Regions from separate parts of the Homo sapiens genome. Here region 2 is linked to region 1. Evidence: chromatin contacts called from ENCODE Hi-C or POLR2A ChIA-PET data. All regions are on one chromosome and are shown on one strand. Each heading gives the region's core, a stretch centred on a gene start or an enhancer-like site at or near the end of the contact. The rest is flanking DNA. Distances are from core to core; before and after follow the strand shown.

Region 1 (3,441 bases), core at 463-2,962:
AAAAGGGATTTTGCAGACACGATTAAGTTAAGGATTTTGAGATGAGGGGGTAAGCCTAGATTTCTGTGTGGGCCCAATATAATCACCAGGATCTTTATAAGAGGGAGGCAGGAAGATCAGAGTTAGTACTAGGAGATGTAACAATGGAATGGAAGTGAGGTCAGAGTGGTTCAAGGTCACCAGCCAAAGCATGTAGGTGGCCTCTAGAAGCTGAAAAAGGCAACAAAATGATTCTCCCTTAGAGCCTCCCAAAGAAACCAGCCCTGCTAACACCTTGACTTTAGCCGAGTGAGACTCATTTTAGGACTCTTGACCTCCAGAACTATAAGATTTTTAAAACCGGGCCAGGCGTGGTGGCTCCCGCCTGTAATTCCAGCACTTTGGGAGGCTGAGGTGGGTGGACCACTTGAGCCCAGGAGTTCGAGACCAGCCTGGGCAACATGGCGAAACCCCGTCTCTACTAAAAATACAAAAATTAGCTGGGCATGGTGGAGCGTGTCTATAATCCCAGCTACTCAGGAGGCTGAAGCAGGAGAATTGCTTGAGCCCAAGAGGCGGAGGTTGCAGTGAGCCAAGATTGCACCACTGCACTCCGCCTGGGCGACAGAGGGAGACTCAGTCTCAAAAAAAAAAAAAAAAAAAGTATAAAAATTGCGTTTTAGGCCACAGTGCGTGTGGCAATGTGTTCTAGAAACAATAGGAAACTAAGACACTTCTCCAGATTCCCTCTTCCCAAGCAACTGCCAAGGGGTATACAGCACGCCTTGCTGTCGTGTGTGATTGTCTCTCCTCTCTTCTTCCTTGCCTTACCTAATCCCAAGACAGAGCCTGAGGAGCTGATACCGTAGAAAACCAGTCCCAAAGATTCTCTCATTCACAGAGGAATGAAATAAAAGACGGATAATCCAAAAGACTAAATGATGCGTATATTGTTTTTCTTGGAGAAGGCTGAGGTGGGAGTGGAGGTAGAGAGAGGGTATAGGCAGGAAAGGACACAGTGGATGAAGCCGCCATAACAATGGATTGGGTTTGCTGGAAACCCAAAGTCAACCCAGGGTTAAAGAGTCCCTACAGATAATCCTCAGAGTGAGGAGTGGTGGGGAAGGGGCTGACAACCCTGGGCAAGCCCTGGAAGCCACACTGGAACTTCACAGCCACAGCACATGCTCTGCACCCTTGCCTGGATGAAACATCATGCAGCTTTCAAAAATGATTCAGAGGCCAGGTGTGGTGGCTCATGCCTGGATTCCCAACGCTTTAGGAGGCCGAGGTGGGTGGGTCACTTGAGGTCAGGAGTTTGAGACCAGCCTGACCAATATGGTGAAACCCTGTTTCTACTGAAAACACAAAATTAGCCGGGCATGGTGGTGCATGCCTGGAATTCCAGCTACTTGAGAGACTGAGGCAGGAGAATCACTTGAACCTGGGAGGCAGAGGTTGCATTGAGCCGAGATCTCACCACTGCACTCCAGCCTGGGTGACAGAGCAAGACTCTGTCTCAAAAAATAAATAAATAAAATAAAAATGATTCAGAGAATGAGATGGCAATGTGAAAAACATATTTTTCCAAAATTGGGCACAAAATGATAAATATATTCTAATTATAACTGTGAAAGGAAAAAAGATACATAGAAAAAAAGCCTCTGGTAGGTAACATAACATCAAAATGCCAACAGCAGTCATGTGGAGATGACGTAATCATGAGTGGTTATTTTCTTTTCCCCACATTTTAACTCGTTTTGCAGCATGATTATATTACTTTGATCATTAAAAAAATCTAAATGATTTTATTGGCTGGCAATATCTTGCATATATTCTTAAACAAATCACACACAAATCATATCTTCATGTGCAGGGAATTGTTGGAGAGGGTTCCAGGGGATCTGTGACTTCTGGGCTAATGCTGACCATGCCTCTCCTCTCATGATTCCTACTTAGCACCCATGTCACAAAATCCAGAAATCTGAGAAAATCAAATTGTTATCTGTTGGAGACATGAAATAAAACTGTCTTTTATCCATAAAATCAACAACACAAATTGCAAAGTGTCCATCATGGCTCTGTTTGTTTTCTCAGACTATAAATTGTTGGATTTTTTTCAAAATAGAAAATAAAAACAAAGAAAAAGCATGAGCACCATCTGGTGGGAAAGTTTACCATTAACATATTCAATGTATGTGTATCTTACCCCCAACCACCCAAACACACACCGTGCCACTCCTGACACCACTCCTTTTGCCGTTCCGCCTCCTTTGGAGGCCTAGTGGCACAGACCAGACCCCTCCCGGGTCGCGCCTGACCCTACCTTGGGGTGTTCCTCGGGCACATGCTGCTTGGAGAACTTGGCGAGCTGGACAAGCTCTGGGATGACCTCCTTGACATCGTAGCTGTTGGTGCAGTTCACCAGGGTGGTGGCCACCGAGTACAGGATGGTCTTGTCACTGGTCTGGAAGGCACAGGGTTGGGGAGAGGGAAAGCAGAAAGGAAACTTTAGGACAAACCTCTGCTTCCAGGATGCTCCCTCACGTGGCCGGCAGGTTGGTGTCGGAGGAGTGCAGCTGGTAGGGCCCATTCTGAGGAAAGACAGCAGCGCAGGAGAGGAACGGTTCTCCCCATAAAGGCAGGCAGCAGTGTCTCCTGCACCCTCCACAGTAGCTCTGACAGTATGAATAGGAGCTGTCCCACAAAGATCCTCGCTTTGCGCCTCTTCCACAAGCCCAGTCTAACACTTTCCCATCCAACTGGAGATGGGGTGGGAGCTGGACATTTTCCGGTCCTGGTGAAAATCTCTCCCATGCTTCCTCCATTTACTGGTAGAAAAGGGCCAGGGAGTTGGCCCAGCAGATGAGGAAAGGAGTCTGGGGGGGCCTGGGAGGGAGGGCAGGTTCCCAGAAAGGCCAGGCACAGCCTCTTTTATTTATTTATTTTCTTGAGGCAAGGTCTCTCTCTGTCACCCAGGCTGGAGTGCAGAGCTGGAATTCTAGCTCACTGCAGCCTCGATCTCCCAAGGCTCAAGCAATCCTCCCACCTCAGCCTCCCGAGTAGCTGGGATTACAGGTATGTGCCACCACGCCCAGCTAATTTTTGTATTTTTTGTAGAGTTGGGGTTTCACCATGTTGCCTAGGCTGGTCCTGAACCCCAGAGCTCAAGCCATCCGCCCGCCTCAGCCTCCTGAAGTGCTGGAATTACAGGCACGTGCTACGATGCCCTGCTTTTTTTTTTTTTTTTTTTTTTTTTAGCTGCCTCAGGTCCTTCAAGACCTCACCTCCTGAGGGCCCCAGGAAAACAAACTGCCCTCCTGTGCATCTTCCCATCTCTGGAAGGCATTGGGAGTCGGGAGTCCATTTTACAATCAGGTAAAATGAGGGCCAGAAAGGGGGAAATAACCAATCATGTTTATACAGGGGTAAGGAGTAGAGCCAGGAGGAAGACTGGGATCC
Region 2 (3,441 bases), core at 317-2,816, 350 kb before region 1:
GTGATAATTTTTCAGACTTTATTTTTGAAGACCTGGATAGTTTTGAGAAGCCCTGTTCAGGCACTTTGTAGAATGTCCCTTTTGGGTTTGTCTGATGTTTTTCTCATAGTTAGGCTGGAGTTATAGGTTGTCAACTTAAAAATCACACAATTTATAAGTTTAGAAAAGATATTTTATTTATTATAAAGTGTTACAACTTGCAGGCTGGCCATCCTGATTGGGGGGAAGCTTAGACAGAAAGGCAGCACTTTGAGAGAAGGGAGGATGGAACAGGGATTTGTGCTGAATGGCTTGGGCAGTATATATATTCAGCAGGTTATAGGAGGAGATATGAATACTCCTGAGAGGGGGTTGTGCATGTGCATGGAGAGTAAACATGCTTATTGTGTGTAGTGTCCCATGGTCACTTTTTAGTAGAGACAACTTTTTTTTTTTTGAGACCGAGTTTTGCTCTGTCGCCCAGGCTGGAGTGCAGTGGTATGATCTCGGCTCACTGCAACTGCTGCCTCCTGGGTTCAAGCAAATTCTCCTGCCTCAACCTCCCGAGTAGCTGGGACTACAGGCGTGCATCACCAACCCTGTCTAATTTTTGTGTTTTTAATAGAGTACGGGTTTTGCCATGTTGGCCAGGCTGGTCTTGAACTCCTGACCTCAGGTGATCCATCCGTCTTGGCCTCCCAAAGTGTTGGGATTACAGGCATGAGCCATCGTGCCCAGCCAGTAGAGACTAAACTTTATAATTATTACAATTAGACCCTATATGTTTTAACTTTTATATCTATTACAATTAGACCTTACACATCAAAAGTCTTTTCAGGAGAAGAAGGCACTCAAGTGCTCAGAATCGAAACCAGCCAGAAGCAGTCCATGGTTGGTGGTCTTGTTATCAGAAGAAAGTTACTAAAATCAGTCTCTTGTCCAGTCAAAGCTGTAGTTAGGGCTGGTGGAGCAGGTGGTCAGTTGGTTCATGTCTGGCAGTGGATGCGCTGCAGTTGTTTTAATATTGCTTATCTCCAGGCCAGTGTTTGTTTAGCTGATAGAAGAAAAGAAAAAGCTTGTGGCTATTAGAACATAGTTTATTCTTTAAGTGTAGGGACGCGTGACTCAATTCTTGCCTGTCAAGGCTTTAGGTCCTATTTACAACTTGGTATCTTATTGCCACGAAGAGACTGTTCCATCGGTCTTATGATGTTTATTTTAACCTGAGTGCTGGTCAGTTGTTGTGTCTAAACTGCAAAAGAGAGCGGTTATAATGAGGTGCGGCTGACCTGCCATTCCATTATGCTTGCAAATTCAACTTTTAAGGTTTTTCTGGGGTCCCCTTGGCCAAGAGAGGGTCTGTTCAGTGGTTGGGGGGCTTAGGATTTTATTTTTCATACTCAAGATTTTCAAGAGGAAGACCACAGGGATGAACTGTAATTGTCATCATATCATATCAGGGGTGTATGCGATCGACATGTCTTATCATGTGGATATTAACCTTGACTGTATGAGTCAGAAAGTGTTTGCCAGGTTGATCCACCGTATTTACTTTTCCTCCCTCAGGTGTCATAAGTGCAGTTCACACTCAAAGGGTGGGGATTGAAGTGCCACTTCCTTGATGTGGGGAGAGAGGATGTAGCTATTATACATAAGTTATTTGGAATTCTTCTGTATAGGAGACTTGTCTTTTCTCCATTTACTCATTCATTCAATCTTTTACTTGTATGAATGAACTTATAGGTATTTATTTAATATTTTGGGTTATATTTCAATATTACATTATTTAGTTCCTCAAATTGTTCTAGTATTAGCCATTGGAAGCTCTTTCTTTTTTATTTATTTTATTTTGCTTTAAGTTCTGGGATACATGTGCAGAACGTGCAGGTTTGTTACATAGGTATACATGTGCCATGGTAGTTTGCTGCACCCATCAACCTGTCATCTAGATTTTAAGCCGTGCATGCATTAAGTATTTGTCCTAATGCTCTCCCTCTCCTTGCCCCCCTACCCTCTGACAGGCCCCAGTGTGTGATGTTCCCCTTTGTGTGTCCGTGTGTTCTTATTGTTCAACTCCCACTCATAAGTGAGAACATGTGGTGTTTGGTTTTCTGTTTCTGTGTTAGTTTGCTGAGAATCATGGCTTCCAGCTTCATCCACGTCTTTGCAAAGGACATGAACTCATTCTTTTTTATGGCTGCATAGTGTGTACGTGCCACATTTTCTTTATCCAGTCTATCATTGATGGGCATTTGGGTTGGTTCCAAGTCTTTGCTATTGTAAATAGTGCTGCAGTAAACATATGTGTGCATGTGTCTTTATAGTAGAATGATTTATAATCCTTTGGGTATATACCCAGTAATGGGATTGCTTGGTTAAATGGTATTTCTGGTGTTAGATCCTTGAGGAATTGCCACACTGTCTTCCACAATGGTTGAATTAATTTACACTCCCACCAACAATGTAAAAGTGTTCCTATTTCTCCACATCCTCTCCAGCATCTGTTGTTTTCTGACTTTTTAATAATCGTCATTCTAACTGGTGTGAGATGCTATCTCATTGTGGTTTTGATTTGCTTTTCTCTAATGACCTGTGATGGTAAGCTTTTTTTCATGTTTGTTCGGTGCATAAATGTCTTTTTTTTTTTTTTTTTAAATACAGTCTCACTCTGTCTCCCAGGCTGGAGTGCAGTGGCACGATCTCGGCTTACTGCAACCTCTGCCTCCTGGCTTCAAGCAATTCTCCTCCCTCAGCTTCCCGAGTAGCTGGGATTATAGGCACCTGCCACAATGCCCAGCTAATTTTTGTATTTTTGTAGAGATGGGGTTTCACCGTGTTGGCCAGGGTGGTCTCAAACTCCTGACCTCAAGTGATCCACCCACCTCGGCATCCCAAAATGCTGGGATTACAGGCGTGGGCCACCACACCTGGTCATAGATGTCTTCTTTTGAGAAGTGTCTGTTCATATCCTTTGCCCACTTTTTGATAGGGTTGTTTGTTTTTCTCTTGTAAATTTGTTTAAGTTCCTTGTAGATCCTGGATATTAGACCTTTGTCAGATGGTAGATTGCAAAAATTTTCTCCCATTCTGTAGGTTGCCTGTTCACCCTGATGATAGTTTATTTTGCTGTGCAGAAGCTCTTTAGTTTGATTAGATCCCATTTGTCAATTTTAGCTTTTGTTGCAATTGCTTTTGTTTTAGTCATGAAGTCTTTGCCCATGCCTATGTCCTGAATGGTATTGCCTAGGTTTTCTTTTAGCGTTTTTATGGTTTTGAGTTTTACATTTAAGTCTTTAATCCATCTTGAGTTAATTTTTGTATAGGTGTAAGGAAGGAGTACAGTTTCTGTTTTCTGCATATGGCTAGCCAGTTTTCCCAGCATGATTTATTAAACAGGGAATCCTTTCCCCATTGTTTGTTTTGTCAGTTTTGTCGAAGATCAGATGGTTGTAGATGTGTGGT

What was found. Hi-C counts contacts between places; a loop is a spot of excess contacts on that map. ChIA-PET counts read pairs that join two places held with the same protein, here RNA polymerase II (POLR2A).
Region 2: a loop to region 1 is called in a map of dorsolateral prefrontal cortex, with 7 times the contacts of the local background. The contact joins two enhancer-like sites. A Hi-C loop is called at or near these places in 4 of 168 maps with a recorded cell type or tissue (CD14-positive monocyte, adrenal gland, dorsolateral prefrontal cortex and 1 more). POLR2A ChIA-PET finds 5 or more read pairs at or near these places in 2 of 52 experiments (CD4-positive, alpha-beta memory T cell and T-cell).

The regions. Positions count from the first base shown.
Region 1 is chr17:35,170,327-35,173,767 of GRCh38, reverse strand. UNC45B (unc-45 myosin chaperone B) reads right to left here. Exons shown (of 20, transcript NM_001267052.2): 13 at 2,306-2,446. Among named protein-coding and RNA genes, the nearest start is that of SLC35G3, 22 kb to the left of the region's middle. Within about 2 kb of position 1,712, at least 2 of the 41 ENCODE cell types and tissues checked have a DNase peak (open chromatin) inside an H3K27ac peak, as active enhancers do.
Region 2 is chr17:35,517,741-35,521,181 of GRCh38, reverse strand. The region is part of intron 2 of SLFN12L (schlafen family member 12 like); the gene reads left to right. Among named protein-coding and RNA genes, the nearest start is that of SLFN12L, 18 kb to the left of the region's middle. Within about 2 kb of position 1,566, at least 2 of the 41 ENCODE cell types and tissues checked have a DNase peak (open chromatin) inside an H3K27ac peak, as active enhancers do.